2 separate regions of the Homo sapiens genome follow, and region 2 is linked to region 1. Evidence: read pairs that join two places in POLR2A ChIA-PET (ENCODE). Cell type or tissue: GM12878. All regions are shown on one strand. Region 1 overlaps GMPR (guanosine monophosphate reductase). Region 2 overlaps ATXN1 (ataxin 1).

The links. Peaks named below come from ENCODE experiments on the same cell type or tissue, not always from the same donor. Only the 100,000 strongest peaks of a DNase experiment are listed, where the experiment ranks them.
Region 2: POLR2A ChIA-PET joins it to region 1 with 6 read pairs; 3 of 35 experiments call an interaction of 5 or more read pairs at or near these places.

The regions. Positions count from the first base shown.
Region 1 is chr6:16,294,407-16,299,406 of GRCh38, reverse strand. GMPR (guanosine monophosphate reductase) reads right to left here. Exons shown (of 9, transcript NM_006877.4): 9 at 3,858-4,401. The coding sequence ends at 4,221. ATXN1 (ataxin 1) reads left to right here. Exons shown (of 8, transcript NM_001128164.2): 8 at 1-295. Among named protein-coding and RNA genes, the nearest start is that of GMPR, 58 kb to the right of the region's middle. In GM12878, no CTCF peak of the experiment used is centred here; no DNase peak of the experiment used is centred here.
Region 2 is chr6:16,390,947-16,395,946 of GRCh38, reverse strand. The region is part of intron 6 of ATXN1 (ataxin 1); the gene reads left to right. Among named protein-coding and RNA genes, the nearest start is that of GMPR, 150 kb to the right of the region's middle. In GM12878, no CTCF peak of the experiment used is centred here; a DNase peak (open chromatin) is centred at 3,066.

The sequences.
Region 1 (5,000 bases):
TTGTACTTGCACTAGCTTTTTTAAACAAATATTAAAAAATGGAAGAATTCATATTCTATTTTCTAATCGTGGTGTGTCTATTTGTAGGATACACTCGAGTCTGTTTATTGAATTTTATGGTCCCTTTCTTTGATGGTGCTTGCAGGTTTTCTAGGTAGAAATTATTTCATTATTATAATAAAACAATGTTTGATTCAAAATTTGAACAAAATTGTTTTAAATAAATTGTCTGTATACCAGTACAAGTTTATTGTTTCAGTATACTCGTACTAATAAAATAACAGTGCCAATTGCAGATGTGTGTCTTTGCCTTCTGTTGGGTCCTCAAGGAAGAGGCCAGGAAAAGAGTGCTAATTCCTCCTCCTTATTGACCCCCGCTCACGAGTTCTCCCTGGGTAGGTCGGAGGTAGGGAGGTGTGACATGAGGCATTGCCTTCGCTGCTAATGTTTTGGGGGGAAGAGTACGTGTGAGATGAGGTTCTAAGATAAAAGGCACACAGCCACACCTGATGTCTTGGTTTCTTCAGTTCATGTTTATGCCTCCTAGCTGAACACTGCTGTTCACAAGAGGTATACTTGTCTTTAAACATGTGGTAGCTTCATGCGCTCGTGTGGCATAATCTATACACTCCTTACAGATTTGCTCTAAACTGGTTAGTGGTCTGTAAGTGGAAAATTTATTTTTACTTCCTGTAATTCAAGCTCATTAGAAATTCAGCGAGCAGACCGGGCACAGTGGCTCACGCCCATAATCCCAACAGTTGGGGAGGCCGAGGCACAAGGCCTGCTTGAGCCCAGGAGTTCGAGACCAGCCTAGTCAACATAGTAAGACCTCATCTCTACAAAAAATGAAATTAGCCGGGTGTGGTGGCACATACCTATGGTCCCAGCTACTTAGGGGACTGAGGTGGGAGGATCGCCTGGGGCCAGGAGGTCGAGGCTGCAGTGAGCCATAATCATACCGCTGCACTCCAGCCTGGGCGACAGAGCAAAACTCTGCCTCAAAAACAAAAAAAAAACCCAACTCCTCGAGCAGGTCTCTCAGCATGTGGAGGAACTCCCCGTTTACCTCAAGAGTACCACATTACAGCTTTGCACTGGGCCCAGTCTTGGAAAGATATGGCTTAGCAGTTGTGCCAGAAAAAGTAATTCCTCAAGAACCCATAGCTTCCAGGTGGAATCCCCTGCACCCACCTCAACCCACCTCAACCCACCTCAAGACCTTCCAGCCTCAAGGTTACACAGAGGTGGGAGAACGCTTGGGGTTAAATTCATTTTCACTTAGCCAAGGAGGAACTATCTTCTTGGGAAGGTGTTTTGGACTCTCCTCTGATTATTTAGTTGAGGTCCTGACACATTATATAATAAATATGTGAAAGGACACACAGCAAACCAGAGCTGTGTAGGTGCAACTCAGGCTACAAGGGCTGCCCCAGGTCCTGTGGAGTAGCCCGGGCAAATGTGCCTGTGTGCTGTGGGCAAACTCGGCAAAGCAGTCTGCATCTCTGCCTTCCCTTTTTGTTTGTGTGAGATACTGATTGTTCTGACAAGTTTGGGGTCCAGTGGCTGTGTTACTTACCTCAGCTGGTGAAATCAATTAGGGGGAACCATACCTTCAGGTGCTGCAGCGGGGCAGGACTTGAAACCATCAAAAGCACTGCCAGAGCCCTCAGATGGAACGGCCAGAGTGGCCCAAGGCAAATGGCGTCGAGTTCACTGGCTGTCCTCCTCCTCCCCCAGCTCTGGCACAGGAAGCCCAGTGGGTCAGCAGCAAAGCTGCATGCTTCATCTCCAGGTCCTGTGGGACACCCGGTCCAAGGGACACTCTGGTGTGGGCTCCCCCAGCCCCACTCCTATCAGAGGCAGAGATGAACCTGCTAAGGCAAACGGTGACGGAGCCTTACAAGTTCTCTTTATGGGCCAGGCGCGGTGGCTCACACCTGTAATCCCAGCACTTTGGGAGGCTGAGGTGGGTGGATCACCCGAGCCCAGGAGTTTGAGACCAGCCTGGGTAACATGGCAAAAACCCATCTCTACTAAAAACATAAACATTAGCCAGACGTGGCGGGCACCTGTAATCCCGGCTACTCTGAAGGCTGAGGCACGAGAATCACTTGAACCTGGGAGGCGGAGGTTGCAGTGAGCCGAGATTGTGCCACTGCACTCTGCCTGGGTGACAGAGCAAGACTTGGTCTCAGGAAAAAAAAAAAAAAAAAAGACATTCTCTTTCTGAAGGCTCTGCTTCAAAATGGTCCTAACGAGTTTTTGATTTTGTAACTACTCAGTTACAAGCAGCTGGAAGACCACAGAGAGCAAGGCGGGGAGCCTGCAGCCAAGCCCCATGTCTTGCTCCACGTTAAATCGCCTCTTGGCCCTCCCGTCTCCAAAGTGCAGCCCTTGTGTTTCTACAGGTGCAAGAGTTATTCTTAATGGGCCGGGCACAGTGGCTCACACCTGTAATCCTAGCACTTTGGGGAGGTTGACGCAGGTGGATGGCTTGAGCCCTGGAGTTTGAGACCAGTCTGGGCAACATGGTGAGACCCTGTCTCTATAAAAAATACAAAAATTAGCTGGGCGTGGTAGCAGGTGTCTGTAGTCCCAGCTACTTGGGAGACTGAGGTCAGAGGATCACCTGAGCCCGGGAGGTCAAGGCTGTGGTGAGCTGTGATCCTGCCACTGCACTCCAGCCTGGGCAACAGAGACCCTGTCTCAAATTAAAAAAAAAAAAAAAAAAAAAAAAAAAAAACTCTTAATGGATTTAGTAGGGGAAAGTATTACAATGGAGACAATGCTGCTGGCTGGATCTCTAAACATAATCTTAAAGGACCAACAGTGGGCCTGTATTATCCCAGAGTGTGACAGCTCTGGTTGGACCCTTCTCATGCCATCGGTCACTGTGGACAATCAGGCCATTCATTCACCCTGGCACAGCAGCACCCTGTGGATCTTCTCTACTCCAGGGTCATTGCTTGCCTTTCCAAAGAAAACTGACTTGTGTATCTGCTCTTCAGCCTTATTAAAAAGCAAAGTAAAACAACCTGATCTGCATACGCTTTCCAGGCCTGGAACTCAATACTTCAAAGTTTAGCGGCCGGTCATCACTTCTTCTGCGTTCACTGTTTAAACAAGCATCCTGGTGGACTGCTGCAGGTCAGCTGCAGAGGCCAATTCTCCAAGACAATGTCATTGTTCCCAACCCGTTAACTGACCCTTATACAGTAGTGCCATGTGGTCCTTCCGAGAAAGGATTCACTGGCACACTGAGGGAATGGCTCTAACTCATGTCTCAAACCAATGCCTTTTAGGATGCCACTGATCAAAGCTTTGGCTCTTTTTCAGTGTGACTCCACCTGCTAATTTCTTGGGAGACAACCTTCCCATAAAACATCCTGTGGAATTTCAAATTAAGACAAGTTGGGACTGAGAAGGGGGAAAAAAAAGATGGAGGAAAACAAAACGAAATGAGAAGCCAGGACAGGGACAGCTTCCTAGAGGCAACAGCAAACTGGTAGCGACAGATGACTTGTCCCTGAAAAGCACATGTAATGAAACTCGGGGAAAACACATTGGCTCAACTTTGTGAGTATCAGCTGGGAAAACAATTCATGTTCATCTGTCCAGTTAATTGCTTTTGTTCTTTTGCAGCAACCAAAAGCTAGAGGTGAGGGATGCCAGTTACTTTGACTCCGGCCTGTCCACCCTTGGCCCCCGCACTGTCCTCCTCTCCTTGCCCCTCCTAAGGTGACTTGTCTGCTAATCGCCGGGAGAGGCTTGCCATCAGCCTGTCTAGGAAGGTAGCAAAACAAATCCCAAACCATTCAACTTGACTCCTGGAAATACAAACTCCAGCAACTCCATTAAGTCTTAAGATAATAGCATTATATTAAAGTGAAACCATCTTCTTTTAAAAAAGAAAGAAAAACAAAGAAAGGGAGAGAGAAAGAGAAAAAGAGAAAGGTGCAAGTGTTGGTTTGAACAATGAGGTTATGAGTTCTGGGCAGCAGGGCTCTGATGTTGGCCCAATCGGTGCCTTGCGTCTGGGCCCCGAGAAGGCAGGCGGGAGAGCCCCGAAGCCTCCAGGCAGCAGGAGACAGAAGAGAGGACACAGCATTCCACCATTCAGGAGCAGCCAGAAGCTCTGACGGAACAGACTTGGGGGGAGATGGGAAAAGCAGGTTTGGACGCTTCCACTCGAGCCAGACGCTGCTTTGTCCCCAGGGTTAGCTGAACACGGTGTTGTGCTGCTGGGTCACCCGGATGAATGTTGCCCTCCTGCTGAGCTCCTTGAGTTTGGCGGCCCCCACGTAGGTGCACGTGGACCTCAGTCCCCCGAGAATATCCAGGATAGTGTTTTCCACATCTCCTTTGTAAGGAACTTCCACAGTCTTACCCTCAGAGGCTCTGGAAGACGATAGAAGTTTTCTTTTTATCTAGTTTCCCGCCCCACCTTAAGAGCCCAATTAGAATTACTCCCAGCTCCAGCACTTTCTGTAGCCCCCAAGGCACTCAGAAAACCAGACCCCACCCTCTGACCCCATCCCCACATTTCTACCAAGTGCCAAGATGATCACCAGCATCTCAGATGAACACATTCCTCCCGCCCAAAGGGCACGGGCTCATTGCTGGCTGCCCTGCATGTTGCGGAGAGGAAAGTCCTGGTGAGCAGCGCTTGAAGGAGTCAGGGACCCATAACACCCTGCTTGGTGCCATTCTCTCCAGCAACGTGCTCCCCTCTGCTGCTAACAGAAACCACCTTTACCTTTCTATTCTACCTCAACATGCACACCAACTTCCCAACAACCAGGAGCCCAAAATGCCCCCAGAATGGCCCTGGCCGATTCCCCCCTGGAAACAGCCTCCTGTCCTCCTACGTCAACAACAGGAAAAGTCCAGAGCTTCACCTCCCGCCTGTCTGGTCTAAGATCAGAAATCAAGTGTCTTCAAGGGGGACGACCAGGACGAGGAGGACATAAAATGGATAGCGCAGGTCCTACCAGCTT
Region 2 (5,000 bases), 97 kb before region 1:
GACTCCCTGGTTCAAGTGATTCTTCTGCCTCAGCCACCCGAAGAGCTGAGATTACAGGCACGTGCCACTATGCCCAGCTAATTTTTGTATTTTTAGTAGAGATGGGTTTCACCATGTTGGCCAGGATGGTCTCGATCTCCTGACCTCGTGATCTGCCCACCTTGGCCTCCCAAAGTGCTGGGATTACAGGCATGAGCCACTGCGCCCGGCCTACAGTTAATTTCTTATAGGTAGAAAGAGTCCACTCTCAAATAACAATAAAAAGTATAGTATCGTAAATACACAAACCAGTAACATAGTCATTTATTTTCACTATCAACTATTATGTACTGTGCGTAATTGCATGTGCTATACTTTTATAGGACTGGCACTGCAGGACGTTTATATATACCAGCATCACCACAAACATATGAGTAATGTATTACACTATTACATTGGACAGCTACAGCATCAGTAGGCAGTAGAAAATTTTCAGCTCCATTATAATCTTATGTGACCGCTGTCACATATGCAATCCGCGGCTGACCCAAATGTTGTTATGTGGTGCATGACTTTATATCCACTATACAAGTAGATGTAATTAACCTCAGTCATACAGATAATAGTAAAATAGAGTAAAATGAGGGATGATGATGAGTTTTTGTTTTTGTTCTTGTTTTTTTTTTTTTTTTTTTTTGAGACGGAGTTTCGCTCTTGTTGGCCAGGCTGGAATGCAATGGCGCAATCTTGGCTCACCGCAACCTCCACCTCCCGGGTTCAAGTGATTCTCCTGCCTCAGCCTCCTGAGTAGTGTGATTACAGGCATGAGCCACCATGCCCAGCTAATTTTGTATTTTTAGTAGAGACGGGATTTCTCCATGTTGGTCCGACTGGTCTCGAACTCCCCGATCTCGGGTGATCCGCCTCGCCTCAGGAGTTTTTAATATAATTTATTAAACCATAAGTTTATATAAGTTAATTTTTAACATTGGCTATGTTGAACGCTTGGCTGTCAAGCTTAACTGTTAGCTCTCACAGACCTGGCTCCAACATGCTACTGTTTCTCCTTGGCTGTGTTACAGTACAAAGTTATACCATGAATTAGCAAGTTCAGGACCATCCTGGAAAGCCAGCGTGGAAAATGCAGTCATAAATGGATTTTTATTTCTGTGGACTTTGGACTGGCTGTCTACTCTTGGTCTCACATTCTCTACTGCATATCTCTTTGGCTAAGAAAATTAGTATTGAAAAATGGTTTATGGATCTAGTTATTGGAGCTAGTATTCAACTTTTTAGTTACTTAAAAGATAGGACTTAAACAGAGCTGAATTTTATAGGGTCTTTTATTTTCTTCTTTGGTCCTTAAGAGAAGACTGCAGAAAACTAGACAAGAGGAATTTGAATGTTCTCATAACAAAGAACTGATAAAGGTTTGAAGTGAAAAATATGCTAATTACCGTGAATTGATCATTACACAATATATACATGTATTGAAACATCATACTCTAGCCCATAAATATAAGAAATTATCAGATGTCAATTAACAATGGAATAAAATGAAATTAAATTTTAAAATGAAAACATTCTAGAAAATATTCCCAAGAAGAGATTTATTTATTTATTTTTCTGGCTATCTATCCTTAAGGGTTCGGGAAAAAATGGCCGGTGGAGAACAAAAGATTGAAATTTTAGCTCATTCATGATGCACGTGACCGGGAAGGAGTGTTAAGATGTCCTGTACTTCCTTCCATAATCACAGGTTGAGGTGAGGGTTGCCTAAAGTCTGATCAGCCACATTTTGACAGTGGAGACTCAGAGGCCTAGTTAGGAACACAGAAGGAAAAATGTTAAAGGCAGACCTTTATAACCAAAACAATCAACAGGTCTAAAAGCCAAAGAAACCAGTATTTCAGAATTGTTAACTTACTCCTAGATGTGTGTTAGGCATCGGGCTTATCTTAAAGAAGTGTCTTAGACCACAGAAACATAGACCCATGATATTTGGACCAAGCATAGGTTAAAACTAGGGGAGGGAGGCACGAATTACAAAAAAAAAAAAAAAAAGGTGATTCCATGTTAGAATCCCATGTTGAAAAGGTATTACACTTTATTGTAATACAGACAAGATTTCACTGTGTTGGCCAGACTGGTCTTGAACTCCTGACCTCGTGATCCTCCCACCTTGGCCTCCCAAAGTGCTGGGATTACAGGTGTGAGCCACTGCGTCTGGCCTAAAAAGCATATTTTAAAATTAGTCACATATGGAAGCTAAGTAGTGCATTTTGTGTTTCCGAACAGGACTTAAAACGTCAGTGCCATAAACACTGGTATGTATTCAGACACACTGGTCATATGTCATGAATTTGGTAGACATATTTGTAGGCAAATAATGTAGAGATAGAGTCACATATTTTAAACTAAACAACTCACTATGAACCATCATGATGGTTCACACCTACAATTCCAACACTTTGGAAGGCCAAGGTAGGAAGATCACTTGAGGTCAGGAATTCAAGACCGGCCTGGGCAAAAAAGCAAAACTCCTCTCTACAAAAAAATTTAAAAATTAGCCGGGTATGGTTGTACATCTCTGTAGTCTTAGCTACTCAGGAGGCTGATGTGGGAGGATTGCTTGAGCCCAGGAGTTTGAGGCTGCAGTGAGCTATGGATGTAACCCAGAAAGACCCTGTCTCTAAAAAAAATAAATATATACAATAAAATAAAAATAAATTAAAAATTTAAAAAGCCACTGTGATTCTTCTCTGTGATCATTCGTAAGTCATACACTATTTTGTGTGGGTGAAACATGTGATCTGTTAGTGGGTCTGAGAAAATCATATTTATTAAGCAAAAAAGTCAATATGTGCTTGTGTTTTGCTTATGAATTTACTCGAATAAAATGTCTGAAGGTCTTGAAACTTCTTAAAAGAAAATGGTTCTTACTTCATTTTGGTGTGTTTACATTAAGGGGAGCCATGTGACCTCTTATGAGAGTTACTGTCAAATTTCAAGTGCATGGGCATTGCCTGGAGGACTTGTTCAAACACAGATTGCTGGAAAGCCCAAGAATTTGCATTTGTAACAAGTTTACAGGTGATCATGATGCCGCTTTCCCTGGGTGACTCACTTTGAGAACCACTGTCTTGTGAGTTTAGAGATAAAGAATGGTTGAGGTCGTGTGCGATGGCTCATGCCTCTAGTCCTAGCACTTTGGGAGGCCAAAGCGGGTGGATCACCTGAGGTCAGGAGTTCGAGACCAGCCTGCCTAACATGATGAAACCCTGTCTCTACTAAAAATACAAAAATTAGCCAGGTGTGGTGGCGGGCGCCTGTAATCCCAGCTACTCAGGAGGCTGAGGCAGGAGAATCGCTTGAACCTAGAAGGCGGAGGTTGCAGGGAGCCAAGATTACACCGCTTCACTCCAACCTGGGCTATAGAGCAAAACTCCATCTCAAAAAAAAAAAAGAATGGGTTGGAAAAAATGTCTGCACATCAGTAAGCACAAAATAACCATTGATAAATAGCATTACAAGCATCCAGGATCCTAACAGGAGGGGAGAAAATCAGGCCACTTTAGAAACACTTTTATGACTGGCAGTTATCCAGTTTGCTACTAAGGTCAGGTCTAAAAGATTGTTAAGACTAGCCTGTTTCTGTATCCATGGGTATCAGCTGGGGAAGCCAAGTTCTGTCTTTGTGCTTGGCAGCCCTCCCCAATGCCATGTCTCTGCTGATGACATTGGAATTTCCTCCAAATTAAACAGCCTGACAGCAGCCATCTGTAAAGAAGGCAGCAAGGTTACGAGTGATCACTGGCTAGTGCCATTTCTGCTGCCAACCAGGCAGGCAAAGCTTCTGGCATGTTCTTGACCACCTCTGAGAAGAGTTGATGTTTCCTTTGGGGTATCATAGAGTTTCTGCCACCCAGCTCTGTTTCTCTGCCTCCTGGTGCCTGCCCCTAATTATTGCATAGTTGTCACTGATCCTGGTAACCTGACTGCTGGATTTTTGCTCCAGAAACCTACAGTAAAGGAGACCGTAGGCCACCAGAAGCCAGGAGGAAACATCAGGCTGCAGTCAAGGGCACTGCCTTCTCCCCTCCAGGCTGCTGGGCTTTGAGGGCAGAGAAATAAAAAGACTGAAAGGGATTAGAGGCCTGGAGTCCACAACAAAGCCCTGTAGTCATCCACCACCTTGCACAGCCTCTTCCTGCCATGCTTACAGGTGAAAAGTCTAGTTCATAGGACACATTGCTTTTCCAGAACCTTCCGCTGCCTTCCAGAGCCAGCATTCTTCCTGAAAACTCTCTCTTGCCAGTTGTTTGCCTTCAGAGTTACAGTTTAAAAACCAACACTTAAACTGATATCCTCTGAAGAAAAAAACAGATAACAAATTCATGAATCATAGTTATACTTAAATTTCCTCCGTCACAGAGAAACATGTTATTTTTAGAAAGTGGATCCCAAACCTAACTGATCAGAATCCCTTGGGGGAAATGTTTTTAAAAAATACCATTACCTGTGCACTGGCCCAGAAAATCCAGGGCCATTAGAGACTGCAAATGTCTGAGAATCTGTGTTTCCTAAAAGGCACAATGGTGATTCTGATGGGCAGCCATGTTTGAGAACCTCTGATTGAATTGTGCACAATTTTGATGGTGCTGCTGTTGCATTATAGGTAATTCAAAGAAGAGCTTCTTTTTTTTAAAAAAAAATAGTAATCTATAAATATAATAGTTTTCATCTGAATAGTGTTTTCTTGTTTTCAGAAGACCTTCATAACTTTTTTTTTTTTTTTTTTTTTTTGAGATGGAGTCTTGCTGTGTCACCCAGGCTGGAGTGCAGTGACGCAATCTCGGCTCACTGCAACCTCCGCCTCCCAGGTTCATGTGATTCTCCTGCCTCAGCCTCCTGATTAGCTGGGATTACAGACGTGTGCTCCTACGCCCAGCTAATTTTTTATATTTTTAGTAGAGATGGGGTTTATCCATGTTGTCCAGGCTGATCTCAAACTCCCAACC